Regions from separate parts of the Homo sapiens genome. Here region 1 is linked to region 2. The links are chromatin contacts, found by Hi-C or POLR2A ChIA-PET in ENCODE. All regions are on one chromosome and are shown on one strand. Each heading gives the region's core, a stretch centred on a gene start or an enhancer-like site at or near the end of the contact. The rest is flanking DNA. Distances are from core to core; before and after follow the strand shown.

Region 1 (3,311 bases), core at 416-2,915, 250 kb after region 2:
ATATCAGGCCACTGCACTCCAGCCTGGCAACAGAGCAGGACACCATCTCAAAAAAAAGAACAGTTCTTACTCTCAGTGTCATGCAATTGCCTCACCTGCCTCACTCTGGTTCCAGCCCTGCTGCCCAGGCATCTGGCATTGGAGAAATGAGGGGCCCAAGACTCTATTTATGTTTACAGACTAGTTTGAAGAAATTGGGAGAGTCTGTTCTATTTTTTGTTGTTTCTATCAAATACCAGACCTTGTAAGCTTGGTTCTACCTGTTCACTTCTGCCTTCATTCTCTTCCTTGTTGGTCCTGCTCTTCTTTTGGCTTTGAGCTCACTCCACCTGGGACTACACATTCTGCATCCTAAAGTTGGTGTAAAAAGAATGTGCGGGCTGGGTGCAGTGGCCCACGCCTGTAATCCCAGCACTTTGGGAGGCCGAGGCAGATGTATCACCTGAGGTCAGGAGTTTGAGACCATCCTGGCCAACATGGTGAAACCCCGTTTCTACTAAAAATACAAAAATTAGCCAGGCGTGGTGGCACACGCCTGTAATCCCAGCTACTCGGGAGGCTGAGGCAGGAGAATCGCTTGAACCAGTGAAGCGGAGGTTGAAGCGAGTCCAGATTGCGCCACTGCACTCCAGCCTGGGGCCACAGAAGGAGACTGCGTCTCAAAAAAAAAAAAAAAAAAAGTGTGAGGCTAACATTTCAGCTTGGCAGGGCAGGCCTGGTAGCTCACACCTGTAATCCCAGTGCTTTGGGAGGCTGAGGTGGGAGGATTGCCTGAGCCCAGGAGTTCAGCACCAGCCTGGGCAACATAGTGAGATCCTATCTCTACAAAAAAAATATTTAAAAATTAGCTGTGCAGGCCAGGCGCGGTGGCTCATGCCTGCAATCCCAGCACTGGGAGGCTGACGCGGGTGGATCACGAGGTCAGTAGCTCAAGACCAGCCTGCCCAACATGGTGAAACCCTGTCTCTACTACAAATACAAAAATTAGCCAGGCGTGATGGCGCGCGCCTGTAATCCCAGCTACTCAGGAGGCTGAGGCAAAAGAATTGCTTGAACCCGGGAGGTGGAGGTTGCAGTGAGCAGAGATGGCGCCACTGCACTCCAGCCTGGGTGACAGAGCAAGACCCTGTCTCGAAAAAAGGAAAAAAAAGAACATTTCAGCCCAGCATCGACTCCAGCTGCCCTTCTTGGAGAAACAGACCAGACCAAATAGGCACAAAGCCCAGCGTCTGCCTCTTGCTACCTAGAAAAGGTAGAATGTGGAAGCGGCAGCGTGGTGACAGCCCCAAACCTTTCTTTAACAAAACAAATACTCACCTGCGGTTACTTAGATCAAAAGAAGAAAATAACAAACAGGGTTTCTTGAAAATGCCTGTCCTGGCTAGATGGTCAGATTTGGAAGGAATCTCAAAGGTACAGCCCCTCCCCTGACAGATGAGGCAGCTGCAACCTCTACAGGGTAAGGGGCTTGCCCAAGACCATACAAGTGGTAGCCATAGCTCAGAACCCAGGGATCCCTGGCTCCCTGTGCACTGGGTCTTGATATGGGAAGCTGGTGCTATGCTGGTTTTATCTCTCTCTGTCTCTCCTTGGTGAGCCATCTCCTACAGCTGTCATAAGAGGACAAGCCGACTTGAGGTTGAGCTCTGAAGCTCAACACAAGTGCACACACGTGTTCAGCTGTTGCAATATCAGTGTGAGCATGCAATCAACTGCACTCACAGGAAAGTTGTCTGTAACTGTGCTCAAGTCAGAATCAGAAAACCACTGAGCTCCTCTCAGCTGGAGACTCCCTGCACCCTCCCTCTGCTCTTCTGAAACTGGAGCTGAGGTCAGGGCTGCAGAACTGAACTGATCAACCAGTCACCTAACTCCTCCCAGGCACAGGAACCAAAGGGCTGCTGAGAAAAGAGAAATGAGAGGCCACTGAGGGTTAGGAGATCAGATTCTTAGCAAGTAGGTTAAAAGTGCCGTATGCATGCTAATAGTGTGTCCAGCTAAAGTCTGAGTGCCAGCCAAAGTCCACTACAGACAAGCAATTTGTTTACAATGACACATTTATTTCTGAGCAAATTGCTTGTTTATTTATGTGATAACTACTATCCTATTAGGGTATTTCAAAGACTGTGTGTTGATCCTGACAAAGTAATAAACAGAAATACCACTCACTGTTATGGTTCTCACAGTAAGCTATTGGAAGCCTTAGGTCTTTTTTACGCACCATGAGGTATATATTTATTACATTGTTAGCCGTATCCTGTTATCTTTTTTTTTTTTTTTAAGATGGAGTCTCTCTGTCACCCAGGCTAGAGTGCACTGGCCTGATCTCGGCTCACTGCAACCTCCACCTCCCAGGTTCAAGCGATTCTCCTGCCTCAGCCTCCTGAGTAGCTGGGACTACAGGCGCACGCCACCATGCCCAGCTAATTTCTGTATTTTTAGCAGAGACGAGGTTTCACCATGTTAGCGGGGCTGGTCTTGAACTCCTGACCTCAAGTGATCCACCTGCCTCGGCCTCCCAATGTGCTTGGATTACAGGCGTGAGCCACCACGCCTGGCCCTGTTATCTTTTATTTTATTATTATTTTTTATAATAATAATATATAATAAATATCTTTGTTTATAAAGATATAAATATAATAAATATAATAAACATATTTATTTTTTGTTGTTGTTGTTGTTGAGACAGAGTCTCATTCTGTCGCCCAGGCTGGAGTAAAGTGGCACGATCTTGGTTCACTGCAACCTCCGCCTCCCTGATTCAAGAGATACTCATGCCTCAGCCTCCCAAGTAGCTAGCTAGGATTGTAGGCATGCGCCACCACGCCCAGCTAACTTTTTGTATTTTTAGTAGAGACGGGGTTTCACCATGTTGGCCAGGCCAGGCTTAAACTCCTAGCCTCAGGTGATCCACCTGCCTCGGCCTCCCGAAGTGCTGGGATTACATGAGTGAGCCACTGTGCCTGGCCCCTGTTATCTTTTATATTCCAAGATGAAATCTGTGTATGAAAAGAGGTCTGGTAATTTCATTAGCTTCCTCTCTGGTTTTCCTATTTTCCTACCTCTTGGTCTTCCTTCCCCTTATCCATTCTCTAAATTATTCTCAGGTTAGCGTCACCAATATACAGCTGTCATCATGTTACTCCCTTATCTATATACTTTCAGTGGCTCCCTGTTACCTTACAGAAGACAGGTGCTTCATCCCTGAGCCCTTTCCTCTCTCTGCTTCCCAATAAACACCTGCTCATACCCCAAATGCAGCTTATCATTCCTGCTCATGTATGAGTTTTTTGTTTTTGTTTTGTTTTGAG
Region 2 (3,370 bases), core at 196-2,695:
AAAATGAAAATATTAGTGGGGTGTGGTGGCTTGTGCTTGTAGTCCCAGCTACTTGGGAGGCTGAGGCAGGAGGATGGCTTGAGGCAGGAGTTCGATGCTGCAGTGAGCTATGATCATGCCACTGCACTCCAACCTGGGTGACAAAATGAGACCCTGTTTCTAAAGAAAAAGAAAAGAGGCTGGGCACAGTGGCTCATGCCTGTAATCTCAGAACTTTTGGGAGGCTGAGGCTGGTGGATTACTTGAGTCCAGGAGTTCAAGACCAGCCTGGACGGCCGGGTGTGGTGGCTCACGCCTGTAATCCCAGCACTTTGGGAGGCCGAGGTGGGTGGATCACTTGAGGTCAGGAGTTCGAGACCGGCCTGACCAACATGGTGAAACCCTGTCTCTACAAAAAATACGAAATTAGCTGAGCGTGGTGGCACATGCCTGTAATCCCAGCTATTCAGGAGGCCAAGGCAGGAGAATCGCTTGAAACTGGGAGGCGGAGGTTGCAGTGAGCTGAGATCACACCATTGCACTCCAGCCTGGGTGACAAGAGCAAAACTCCATCTCAAAAAAAAATAATAATAATAACCAGCCTGGGTAACATGGTGAAACCCCGTCTCTACAAAAAATGCAAAAATTAGCAGGGTGCGTTGTTGCACACATGCCTGTAGTCCCAGCTACTGGGGAGGCTGAGGTGGGAGGATCACTTGAGCCAGGGAGGCAGAGATTGCAGTGAGCTGAGACTGTACCACTGTACTGCAGCCTGGGTGACAGAGTGAGACCCTGTCAAAAAAAAAAAAAAAAAGAGAGAGAGAAAGAAAGAAAAAGAAAGAAAAGAAAAGAAAGAGAAAAGAGAAGAGAAAGGGAGGGAGGGAAACCTTCCTGTGTGTCCCCTGTGCACCTCCCTCTTCGAGCATCCTTACAGCTCTGGGACTTGCCCAAACCTTTCTCCCCAAACCACACACCCACAGAGTCTGGAGCAGGGCCGGAGTTTCCCCGGCTCCTCGGGTGTGTCAGCATCACACATCCCTCCCTGTCTCCCTGCTGCCAACCAGTTCCACCACTGTGCACCTCTGCCCCAATTCCACCTCCCACGCCTGCTGCTGCACCTTGGACTTGTTTTCCTGAAATTGCATGCCATCCACTCTCCCTTCTACTTCTGCTGCGTCCCTCTTGCCCTATCAGGACCTGTGGACTCAGGACTCCCGGGCTTTCTCCCCCATCTCTCTTCCCCGTTGGGCCTCACTACCATTTCAGCCACTTTCCTGGCAGCTTCACTCCTGCCCCAAGACCCCAGCCTCCACCCTCCTGGTTCTGCCAACTGTTGAGTGCAGAAAGATCACAGAACTCCAAGGATTTGGAGCTCAATGATTTCAGGGGCTCACTGGCATTCCCCTGCTCTGCCTAGAAATCCTTCCTGTGTCCTGGCCACACCCCCCTCCCCGGCGCCACCACAGCTAGTCCAGAAATTCCCCTGCCTCACAAGAACCCACTTCCTCTCCTCCCCTGTCCCTCCCGGCTTATTGCTTTATGAGCCAGCTAGAATCGAGGCCACAGGCAGCCGTTCTTCCTCCTACCATCAGACACTGAAACGGCCACCGACCATCAGACACTGAAACGGCCACCGTTAGCTCCTTCCTCTAGTCTAAGAGGAAGCGGGGTCCCTCCTACCTAAGGGGTTACCACAGTTCTTCCCTGTCCACATATAAGGTGTTCAAGCCTCCTCTATATGGAAATAATAGTCTCAATGACAAGAAGTCATCTTCTACACTAGAGTCTGACCTACCTGCCCATGACCTTCCCTCCCTTTGCAGACAAACCTCCTAAAAGAACATCTGTGCTCCGTATAACCCCTTCCTCTTCCCAGGCCTCACCCCACTGCATTCTGACTGCTTTTTATAACCCAGGCCCTTCTTCTTTGCTCCAGGTTCTTAATCTTTTTTTTTTTTTCCTGAGATGGAGTCTCGCTCTGTCACCCAGGCTGGGAGTGCAGTGGCACGATCTCTGCTTACTGCAACCTCTGCTTCCTGGGTTCAAGCGATTCTGCCTCAGCCTCCCTAGTAGCTGGGATTACAGGTGCCCGCCACCACACCCAGCTAATTTTTGTCTTTTTAGTAGAGACAGGGTTTCACCATGTTGGCCAGGCTGGTCTTCAGCTCCTGACCTCAGGTGATCCGCCTGCGTCAGCCTCCCAGAGTGCTGGGATTACAGATGTGAGCCACTGCGCCTGGCCTTTTTCCTTTTTTTTTCCTTTTTTTTTTTTTTTTGAGACAGAGTCTCATTCTGTTTCCCAGGCTGGAGTGCAGTGGCGCAATCTTGGCTCACTGCGACATCCACCTCCCCGGTTCAAGTGATTCTCGTGCCTCAGCCTCCCAAGTAGTCGGGCCTGGGTAACTTTTGTATTTTTAGTAGAGACAGGGTTTTCGCTTGTTGGCCAGGCTGGTCTTGAGCTCCTGGCCTCAAGTGATCTGCTTGTCTTGCCCTCCCAAAGTGTTGGGATTACAGTGTTGGGAGCCACCGCGCCACGCCCCGATTCCTCTCTGACCTGTGTCAGCACTGGGGCTAACAGAAGCTGAGACACACAGGCAACCTCATGTTTCAAATGAGTTCATTGCCTAAGGGTAGCCTGTATAGACAGCTAGGCAGGATGACACCCTGAATTCTGCCCTCAGGCTGTGCTATAAATGACCTAGACTAGAGGAAAGGGCAGGCAGAGCCTTTATCTCAAACAGCGTCAAAAGAAAACAATGTAATAGCCTAGAACATTGAATCTATTTATTTACTTATTTTGAGACAGAGTCTCACTCTGTTGCCCAGGCTGGAGTGCAGTGGCTTGATCTCGGCTCACTGCAACGTCTGCCTCCCAGGTTCAAGCGATTCTCCTGCCTCAGCCTCCCGAGTAGCTGGGTTTACAGGTGCCAGCTACCACACCTGGCTAATTTTTGTATTTTTAGTAGAGACGGGGTTTTGCCGTGTTGGCCAAGCTGGTCATGAACTCCTGACCTCAGGTGATCCACCCATCTCGGAAATCTATTTATTAAAGTGCTCAGAGAGCAGAAAGAGCATGAGTGCAAAAAATTTTTTTAACTTTTTTTTTTCTCTTGCAAGCTATGACTGGGGAAAAAAGAAAGAAAAAAAAAATGTCAGCAATGCACAGTGGCTCACGCCTATAATCCATGCATGTTGGGAGGCCGAGGCGGGCAGATCACTTGACCCCAGGAGTTTGAAACCAGCCTGGGCAACATGGCGAGACCCCATCTCTACAAGAAATACAAAAATTAGCTGGGTGTGGTGGTGCGTCCCTGTAGTCCCAGCTCCTCAGGAAGCTGAGATGATCACCTGAGCCTGGGAGGTGGAGGCTACATTGAGCCATGATTGAGCC

What was found. A loop is a pair of places that touch in the nucleus more often than their neighbours do. ChIA-PET counts read pairs that join two places held with the same protein, here RNA polymerase II (POLR2A). Pooled maps may share reads with other maps.
Region 1: a pooled map shows a loop between it and region 2 (3-fold over the local background). The contact joins two enhancer-like sites. A Hi-C loop is called at or near these places in 2 of 50 pooled maps. POLR2A ChIA-PET finds 5 or more read pairs at or near these places in 6 of 52 experiments (HepG2, PC-3, PC-9 and 3 more).

Annotation. Positions count from the first base shown.
Region 1 is chr17:76,244,891-76,248,201 of GRCh38, forward strand. All of the region lies in intron 5 of LOC105371896 (a long non-coding RNA gene), which reads right to left. Among named protein-coding and RNA genes, the nearest start is that of RNF157, 6.1 kb to the left of the region's middle. Within about 2 kb of position 1,666, at least 9 of the 41 ENCODE cell types and tissues checked have a DNase peak (open chromatin) inside an H3K27ac peak, as active enhancers do; they include PC-9, where a contact is called at or near this core.
Region 2 is chr17:75,995,931-75,999,300 of GRCh38, forward strand. All of the region lies in intron 3 of TEN1 (TEN1 subunit of CST complex), which reads left to right. All of the region lies in intron 3 of TEN1-CDK3 (TEN1-CDK3 readthrough (NMD candidate)), which reads left to right. LOC124904061 (a long non-coding RNA gene) reads right to left here. Exons shown (of 2, transcript XR_007065911.1): 2 at 2,742-3,370. Among named protein-coding and RNA genes, the nearest start is that of CDK3, 3.2 kb to the right of the region's middle. RefSeq lists enhancers at 1,367-1,446, 1,617-1,666. Within about 2 kb of position 1,446, at least 21 of the 41 ENCODE cell types and tissues checked have a DNase peak (open chromatin) inside an H3K27ac peak, as active enhancers do; they include PC-9, where a contact is called at or near this core.